Regions from separate parts of the Homo sapiens genome. Here region 2 is linked to region 1. Evidence: chromatin loops called from intact Hi-C (ENCODE). Cell type or tissue: dorsolateral prefrontal cortex. All regions are shown on one strand.

What was found. Hi-C counts contacts between places; a loop is a spot of excess contacts. Peaks named below come from ENCODE experiments on the same cell type or tissue, not always from the same donor. Only the 100,000 strongest peaks of a DNase experiment are listed, where the experiment ranks them.
Region 2: it touches region 1 in a loop (5-fold over the local background); 18 of 110 quality-filtered maps call a loop at or near these places.

Annotation. Positions count from the first base shown.
Region 1 is chr18:47,747,275-47,752,274 of GRCh38, forward strand. No RefSeq gene overlaps it. Among named protein-coding and RNA genes, the nearest start is that of SMAD2, 180 kb to the right of the region's middle. RefSeq lists a silencer at 1,913-2,092. In dorsolateral prefrontal cortex, CTCF peaks have their summits at 2,043 (motif pointing left) and 2,243; DNase peaks (open chromatin) are centred at 1,527 and 2,107; H3K4me3 peaks cover 471 bases; H3K27me3 peaks cover 1,358 bases.
Region 2 is chr18:47,592,192-47,597,191 of GRCh38, forward strand. It overlaps MIR4527HG (MIR4527 host gene), which reads left to right. Exons shown (of 3, transcript NR_147192.1): 3 at 1,858-2,359. Among named protein-coding and RNA genes, the nearest start is that of MIR4527, 210 kb to the left of the region's middle. In dorsolateral prefrontal cortex, a CTCF peak has its summit at 4,124 (motif pointing right); DNase peaks (open chromatin) are centred at 2,009, 2,205, 2,828 and 3,858; H3K4me3 peaks cover 1,414 bases; H3K27ac peaks cover 2,103 bases; H3K27me3 peaks cover 1,307 bases.

The sequences.
Region 1 (5,000 bases):
GTGCAGGGTCCCAAACAGGCCTATGCAGCAGGGGGACCTGGGAATTCTCCCAGGCAACCAAAGCAGCCTGGGGCGGGACTCAGTAGAGACATTGCCCCAGACCGGAGTGCCTCTGGAGGGTCCTACGCAGCTGTGTTCAGGGTGAGGGGCAGAAGCTTAAAACACCACTGTACCCTGCCTGAACTGCAGTCACATGGAAAGAGGGAAGATGAAGACGGAAGCCTGCGAGCAGAACTGGGGGGCGGGGACCAAGCCTGGGCTCCTCTCCACCCTGTGATTGGACCCACTGTGGCCGGTGCCATTCCAGAGCCACCCTGGGTTTGGCGTGAGGCATCTCCCAGCTGTTATTTGACCTCTAGCTCCCATGGGCTTATTTGAAAATACCTGCCTGCCTTTCCCTTCCAGCTCCACCTGGGAAGCCTGATCTCATCCAGTTAATAAAACAGGAACAGAGGCATGGGACGCAGCGAAGGCACCCGTGGGACCCTGTCCTGGTCCCAGCTTGCCCAGTCTCACGGTGGTGGTGAAGTGAACCAACCTGAGTTTCTTCTCTATTCTCTGCCTGCTGACAGGAACAAAGGCCAGGAGGAACAGGCCTTACAGCTAAAAGGTTCCCTTGGAGGCCCATCTCAAATTCCCTGCAGGTGTGGCCACTCGTCACAACCTGATTCCTGGTGACCTCTCTCTGCGCAAAGGCAAATGGAGAAACAATATCTCAGTTTATGAGACCCTGGTTTTAGAACTCAAGTCCCATTTCCCTATGGACCCACAGGAATATTTTGGAGATCGTTAATCTTCATTTCTGATTGATTTTCTGTCAATATTTCCCCCACCCCAACCTTTCCATCAAGTAGTTAATGAGCTGTAAACAAACACTTGAATGCACCGGGGCAGTGGTTTTCCAAGAAGCCTTTTGAACCGTGAACCAAGGCCGGGCAGTACAAACCACACCCTCTGGTTTGCTGTGGGCGCATTTGTGCCTCTAGTTTTTCTCACATGGGTTCCCCAGGACTGGTGAAGTGAGAAGAGTCCCCCGCCTCCTGGAGGCAAAGCAAGTAACAATTAACTCGCCATAAAGGGGAGTGCACTGAATAAACCCCAAATCTCTCCCCTCTGCCTCCCGCCCCAAGTGTAGCCACTTCTCTGGGTCAAGCGCTCCAGAAGGTTCACCCGCACGGGAGGTGGCAGAATCCAGGAGCACCGTAGGTATCCGACCCCCTCCTGGCAGGGCTTAGATGGATAGAGCTGGGAAAAGTTTGAAGCCTGTGTTCCTGTGAGAGGGGAGGCTTGGGCCCACCCACATGGCACTGCATGGCCAGGGTGACGCTGGAGGTTCCCGAGGGGCCTGAAGACTTAGAAGGTCCCAAAGATGACAGTGGTAGAGACTCCGTGCCGGACCCCACAATCTGGTTTGTGTCAGCCCTGGGAGTGTCATGCAAGACCCCTCACCGCGGGTCTCAGTTTCCCCATCCATCCTGCTTCCGTCGCAGCGGTATTAGAAGGATCCGGGGACACACGCTTGGGAAAAGTCTAACGGTGTCACAGATGTCAGAGGGAACCCTCTGGCCTCCAGGATCACAGATCTGTCCTCCCCACGAGCCAAGGCCCAGGAGTTCCTCTGCAGTCCGCCTGAACGTTAACACGCAGGGAAAACTTCAGGGAAAACATACAGCTGATAAAAATTTAATGCTATATGTAACAAAGGAGAATGAATATTTAATCCGTGCTTTTATGCGAAACCACATAACCAGGCAGCCCCACGCGGCGCCCCTCCCCTCGCCCGCGCCCGGCAGCGAAGCAGTTAAGCGGCTGGCAACAAGCAGCTCCTAATAAACACTCGGCTAATTCTGTAGGAAAAGCACTAATTAGAAAAGCAATAATAATCGGTGTAATTGCTCTAAATTACCCTCCTAACAGAGAACGGCGCTCGGAGCCGGGAACGCAGCTGCCGCCGCCCAGCCCTGAGCCCCGCGCTTCGCGCCCGCGGCCCTGAGCTCTGCTGACCCCTGGCGGCCGCCGCGCGCCGCGCCGTCTGGACTGCGAAGGGCAGCCGCGCGAAACCCGACGCTCTGGCGCCCCCTGGTGTCCGCGATGCCGCACTGACCCGCGGACGGACGGGAGGCCTACGGATCCAGGATGGCTCCTTCGACTCTCCCCACGCCCCCCGCCCTCTGCTTCTCCCCAGGGCTGCTAAGGAACCAACATCACACTGGCTGGCCCACGCAGGACAGGACAGGGCCAAAACAGTAATGGGATGCGCGAACCTCTAAAGGGTTACTGGAATTCGGGATGCTGTGGATTTAGGGGATTGCTTTGGGCATGGGGTTGATGGAGGGAAGGAGGGCCCTCCTTAAGTGTAGGAGGTCAAGATTTTAGGGATGACATGTTCAGGGGAGAGGGCCAGGACAGGCTGGGCAGGGCTGCTTTTGAGAGGCCTGAAATTAACAAGGACGCTACGCCTTTCTGGTGGATTTGCGGACCACTGATAGGGTCGTTAACAAGAGCCTCCCATACCTGCTACTGGGATGGCCGCTACTGGGCTCGGCCGCAGTTTTCAGGGTAAGTTTGGGCCCTCAGCCTGTGTGTGTCTCAGCCCTCCTCAGACCAAACCACAGTCATTGACTTGGTCTCCCTGCTCAGTTGTCAGTCTGACACAGATACACACATATACACACACATGCACACACACATATACACACATACACACATATACACACATATACATAAACATACATATACATGCTTATACATACATATACATACACACATTTATACAAATATACATACACACACATATACATACACACATTTATACAAATATACATACACACACATACACATACATACACACATACACATATACATACACACACTTATACATACATACACACGTTTATACACACATACACATATATACATACACTTATAAACCCATATACATACACACATTTATATACACATATGCATATACATACACACATTTATACACATATGCATATACATACATTTATACACACATATTCATACACTTATACACACATGCATATACATGCATACACATACATATACACACATACACACAGATATAAACACATATACACATGTATACAAAGATATGCACACACATACACCCATATACACATACACACATATACACATATACATACACACATGCACACGTATACACATGCACACATCTCATATATATGCATACATATACATGTACACATACATATAGACATACACACATGTACATACACACACACACACACACCACACTGGGAGCTGCTGAGGGGCAGGCCCCTCTTGGTGCCTGACGCCTGGAGTAGCCACTCACTAAATGCTGGATGAATCAATACCTGGAACAGGCTGGATGCCCACCTGGGGGAAACAGCACCTAGGGATGGGAAAGCAGGGTGTAAAGCTGTGGCCAAAAGTACCAGCAAGAACCAGAGAGGGATCTAGTGATGCCCCAAGGGACCGAGGACCCTACGGGCTGGGAGGTCAGGAAAGAACCCTGGAGGAGGCAGGGTCTCCACTGGCCCCTGGAAGCTGACACTAGAAGCTTAGAATGAGGACCTGGAAGCTCAGAGGGTTTCTAGTACCCCCCAATCCCTCAGTAAGGGGAACTGGGAGGGGTGGCCTCCAACAAGAATCAAACTACTGCTCCCCTGTCCACCAGCCCTCACATAACCGTGCCCTTTCCCGACACCAAGGCAAAATCCCACCCTCTTCTGTTTTAAAGCAAGCTGAGGGGGGCGGTCAGTGTGAAGGGGGTTGTCCCTCCTACCCACTGCACTGATGCCTTGGCACTGCACTGATGCCCTGCCCGGAACCTGCACTGATGCTCTGGCGCTGCACTGATGTCCGGGACCTGCACTGATGCCCTGGCAGTGCACTTTCTGCCTGGGACCTGCAGACTTCCCACATGCTCCTCATCTCCACCTGCCAATCATCAACCACATGGAGTCCGCTGAGAGTCTTGCTCCTCCTGCCTCTGCCCTCAGGCCTGGGACCTGAGTACTTCAGTGCTGAAGAAAACCGACCAAGGAGTCCTGGCTGGAAACCAAGCCATGTGCTGTCCTGCCAACCCCCATGCATCCTCCCCACAAGGCTGAAGCTTTTGCTAGAAAACACCCCACATGGTTAGAGAATGGGTGTTAATGACATGAAATGGGCACTCCCTCCCCAGAAAGCCTTCCCTGGCTTACTCATCATTACAGGACAACCTTGGAATCTATGGCATAACCTGACAGATATGGCTTCTCCATCATATGATTGATCTAAATCAGTGGTTTCAGAGGGAGCCTCTTGCTGGCAGGTTATATCCATGGGTCTCAGCGGGAAATGTGTGGATGAGGAGGGGACAAGGCCTTTTGGGTACCACCCCTCCTTAAACAAGCAGCTCCACCTTCACATCTACAGAGGCCATACAGCCTGGTAACCACATGCCTAGGCTAGGAACCAGGCTACCTGGGTTCAATTCCTAGCCTTTTCACTGACACTGTGTGACCATGAGCAAGTTTCTTAACTCCTCTATGCCTCATTTTCCTCATCTATAAATTAAGATGTTAGTAGTAACCTAACTCAAAGGATTGTTGGGAAAAGTAATTGAATTAACACAGGTAAAGTGTCTGGCATACGGTAAACGCTCAATGAATGTTAGCTATTAATATTAACTGGTGTATACAATGGAATTCTACATATGCTTGAAATAAGACCAAAACATGTTTGAAAACCCACTAGATTTCATGATCTCCAAGGTCCCTTCTGGCTCTAAAATTCAATAATTTTAAGGTGATATCTTTTAACTGTCACTTTTGCATCTCCAAGCCCTAGCACCTGCTGTTCTCTGCCAGATACACCATTTCCTACTGTCTGCCTAGTGAACGCTGACTTCTCCTTCCTGCCTCAGTTTAATAGCTGCCTCCTCCAGGAAGCATTCTCTCCCTGCTCCAGGCAGAATCGGTCCAGTCTTTCCTTCCCACATGTTCCTTGCA
Region 2 (5,000 bases), 160 kb before region 1:
CATCAGAGGCCCACTTAGCTCCTCCTGACAAACTCACACAAATGCAACCCTTGAGCAGGCGCCACCCTTGGGCAGGGTTGGCAAAACTTTCTGGACTGCGCCTCAGTTTAAGACACACTTCTCACACTGTGACCAACCTCACATATGTATGTGTGCATGTGTGTGTGTGCATGTGTGTGTTATGTGTGTACACAGACATAACTGAAATGAGTTTCCTGACACAATCCTTCACCTTACCAAGCGTGATGCATCCCAGTATTTTCCACCATTTGCTTCTATTCCTCTCCTCCCCACTCCTCCTCATCCTCCTGGTCTCAGCCTACTAAATTGATTTCAGAACCCTGAAGTTATAGAAAATGGGCACAGCCAGGATAGAATAGAGAATGTCGTGATGCTTTGCAGATTGTGTGAGCTACATGGAACTCAGAGAAGAGAGAGATTAGAACAGGCTGCAGCAACCCAGGAAGGCTTTCGGCAGAGGAAGCAACTAGAGCTTGACCCAGAAAAGTGGTTGGCTCTGTTCAGTTTAACACACTTTTCTAGATCTATGTGCCAGGCTCTGTACTTTTACAGACAGGTCAAGGTTGAGTGGGGGAGGGGAAAGAAAGACATTGAACACATAACTACATAAATAATTTAGTTACAGTTGTGGTAAGTAATGAAGACAAAAAGTATACGATGCCATGAAATAGAATAAAAGGGGTCCTAATATAATCTTGGAGATCAGGGAAGGCTTCCTGAAGGAGGCAACATTTATGCTGACATCCAAAGGATGAAGAGGAGTGAGCCAGAATCCAGAGGAAAACAATAGCTTTTTAAGCAAGGCCCGGCGCATTCAGGAGGCTATCTGGGGAGATTAGCGACATTTAGACAACCATTTACCTTCCTTCTGGTAGAGCAGTCGGATCAAAATGCCAGAAACCTTGTCTTCTCATTCTTATGTCTCTATTACCTAGCTGGGTGCTCACTCAGTGTTTGTGGAATCCATCACTTTCTGGATTTGGGTAAAGATGCCCTGTAGCTCATATACATCACTGCAATGTGCAACACAGGGAATGTCTGTAAACTCAGGGTAGATCCAGCTGGTGGGACTCCCTCTAAGTATTATCATCAGAGTAAGTCCGGTCTGAAGACACGCTATCTGCACAGCATTTACACATTCTCATTACCTGGGTCGGGTGACCATACGACCCAGCTTGCTCCGGACAGTCCCAGTTCACTCCTGTGGCTCCAGCATGATCCTGCCTCATTTCACTTTCAGACATGTCCCAGTTTGGACGATAAATTATACGTGCATCTGTAATAACTCTGGGCCACACAGAAATATCCTGGTAGCATGACAGATGTATCCAAACGTGCCACATTGAAAACGGATGTTCTATTTAATGAGTTCCCAGTTCCTTGGGGGTTTTTAGCCCCTCAGCCACTACCGGAAAGTCTCCTCCCTTTCCAGAATTGTCCCGGTCCCTTTAAAGCCAACTTACTCTATTTCCACCTTGGGACACTTGAGTTCAGTGACAGGACAATATTCTTAAGTCTTCCCTTGGGCAGCAGGATGGCATGGGAAGAGGACAGGTGTCTTGGGTTATCTGGATGCAAGTCCTGGTTCTGACATTCCTGGTTCATTGACCCGAGTAAGTCCCTTCACCTGCCCGGACTTGCTATTTCCCTTTGTTAAATGGGGATAATAAACACCCCGCCCAGTTCCCGATGTCACAAGGGTGAGGTGCTCTGTATTAAGGCAAAGAGGAAACATTGGATGTCACAGAATGGGACCTCTGGCTATGATTTGGAGATACTGATAAGAGGGATAGGTGGCATACCAATCAGGCTAATAATAATGTTTTAAAACACCAGGACCTTCCCCTAGGATACTGTTCTCTGTGCAGGAGCCTGAGCCTTTCTGCCACCCGACAGTGACTGCCACAGCCAGGATTAAGCCAACTGTCAGCAAAGAAGGAGGAAGATAAACCCTGTGTGCAGACAGAACGGGGGCTGTGTGGGCTGAGGGCACAGAATGTTTCTCCAGCCACCGCAGGAAGCAGCAAGAATACCGAATCCTGGTTGCCTCTGACAATTTTTCCTCTTTTTTTTTTTTTTTTTTCCTTTTTGGAAGCTGGAGATCCCTATGCCAAGCCCTCAAAGCAGCCCCGACTTTCCGTGCAATAAAGCAGCAGTGAGAAAGGCTCAGAGTAATTAAGTGGCTGACGCACAGAAGAAGCCGTTACAAAGAATTGACTAAATTGCCCATTCATTAGCAGCTCGGCATGGAAGGAGAATTACAAATAGACGGCGGAGCCCGCAGTAATTCAATCTAACCTTGTACTTACAGAAAACAATGAGATAATGAACAGAAAAATTACCAGGCACATATTGTATTTTGTTAAAGGGGCGGGTGGGGGGGCCAGGGGGAGGTGGGGGGAGCGCAGGGACGGACTGGCACATGCAATGCTAATGGCCTCACTCAAGCTGAGCAAACGTTTCTCCAACACAATCATAGTTCTCAGTCTAAGGGCCTCTGGGGAGCTGAGATGAGGCAAGATCGCGAACAAAAAAATGTAATTTATAAGGCGTCTGTGGACTGGAATTTATCATCGGATCCGCTCGCCGCCGCTCAATTGATATGTAGTTGATTTCAAACAACACCCCCCAGGCGCCCAGAGGGAACATTTTTTAGATTTTACGCTTGGATATATCTGTTTAACTCGCCATTTACCAAAACAACGGCTGATGACAGCACAAACCAGTCACTCTGGAGAAAACACGCACGCATGCTCTCATACACACGCTCTCGCCCGCGTGTGCGCGCACACACACATGCACACACACACGGGCATCCAAGAGCAGCAGCAGCCATAGTAACAGCAGCAGACAAACCTGCTCAGCCCAGAGAAGATTGCTGTGAATCCGGAAAGGGAGAAGGGAGGAAGAAAAAAAATACTGCCAAAAGACTGAGCCTTTCTCTGCCGCTTCGCAGGACTAAGTGCTTGTTGTTGGGTTTTTAGCGCTCACTGGTTGGTTTTCATTCCTGACACCTCCTACCCTTCTTGGCTGGGCAGCTTAGAAGGATTCAGCACTATCCCAACTCACCTCCTCCAGGCTGTCGGCACTGCCAGTCCCCCTCTAGCCTCACCTGGGATCCACAAGACCCCTGGCCTCAGCAGGTGGAAAAGAATGGGGGTCTTCATAGAGTGTGAGAAGGGGTAAATGGGCAGAAGGTTGAAACATTACTGTCCCCTTACCCACGGCCAGCAGGGCCTCCAGATGTGGGTGTTGGCAAAAGCAGTTTTAGAAGGATGTGAATAAATTCCCTATCAACTCAAGGGCTGAGGCTTCATAGCTGGAGTGACAAATCATTCCGTTTTCAGGGCAATTTTGAGGACACCAATATAACTACCCATTGGTACCCAGAAAAAGGAATACCTTGGCACAGAAAGAGGAACCTCAAGTATATTCTTAGTGTTAGAAATAATAATAATAATTCACTGGACATGTGTTAAAAGCGGCAAAACATTTTATTCAGGACTATTGCAATAGGAGAGAGATTGAACTCAACTCCCCATACACAGGGACCAGTGGAGATTTACAGCCAGCGGGCAGGGTGAGAGAGGATGAAAAATTACTAAGAGGGACTTGGTTGAGTGTCAAGGGTGAGGGGGAAGAGGAACCTGATTAGAGAACAAGGATGGAGGAAGAAGAGTTTGATTGGATATCAAGGGTAGGGGAATTCTTGATAAACTGGCTTAGCAGGATTCTTTGCTAAAGCTGGCTCTGCAGGCCAAGAATAAAGCTTAGTGGAGAAAAGGACTCAAAGGAGCCTGACTCCAGTTTGGTCTGGAAAAGCCATGTGGGTGGTGGCACTGTCTTCCCTGCAGAGTGCTGCCAGCACAGTGCTTACTGATTGCAGAGGGACAGATGGGATAGTTTCCAACTGAAGAATCTGAGAAAGTGAGAATTCATTCTTCAATTCACACCTTCCACCAAAAGAAACAGATGCCTCACAAGCACCAGGCACCAGAAGACACTCATGACACTGAACTGCAAGGGCAGCCTTGCAGCCTGTCACCAGCCTAAGTTTGGGGGGGATTAGAGGGGTAGTTAGTGACCACGATTGACCGGCCAGTAGGGGGCAGTCCAGCCCAATGGGAAAGGAGGCTGAAATGGATGTCCAGAAAAATCCTGGTTTTATTACCACTTGACTATTGATTCACTGTGAGGTCCTCCAGTCCTCATCACTTCCAGTCTTTGGGCCTTAGTCTGTATAGTTATAGAATATCCCTAAGACTGCCTGACTTCTGCTCATTTCACAGACATACTATGAGATATCTTGGAAGTAATCAAGACATGAAAAGTCAATATAAATATTAAATGCATCAAAGAATTCGACCATTAGTTCTCAGAGTATAGCCCTAGAGCCATCATGAACAGCAGCATCACCTGGGAACTTAGAAATGCAAATTCCTGGGACCCACACCCAACCTACTGAATCAGAAACTCTGAGGATGGGAACCAGCAATCTGTTCTCAACAAGCTCTCCAGAATCTGATGCACGTTCGAGTTTGAGAACCACTGATATAGCTAATACAGACTGTGTGACTTGCTGGGTGTAGAAAAAGCAGCTGAAGAAAATCATTTTGGAGACTGGTAAATCTTTTGCAGTCAACCAAAAAACTACCCCAGAGATTAAATTCAGAGTATTAATCAACTGTTGATGTCTGCATTTGAAAAGTGTTGTGCACACAGTTTCATTTGATTCTTTAATTCATTCTGGAAGGTAGATAAAGCACAAAATCTTGTCCCAACAAGCACAAGGATTCAACAAAGGTTACTCAGTAACAGTTGAGGGTGGCAATGATGAGGCAAATGAACTCAGTCTTACTGCAATACCTGCCCCCATACTCCCCTTCCAACGCAGCATTGTAGGTCTTTAAATCTAGAAGGGACCTGATAATTGATCCATCTTCCTATAGAAGCTTTTCCTTCCTACAGAAGCATCTTTC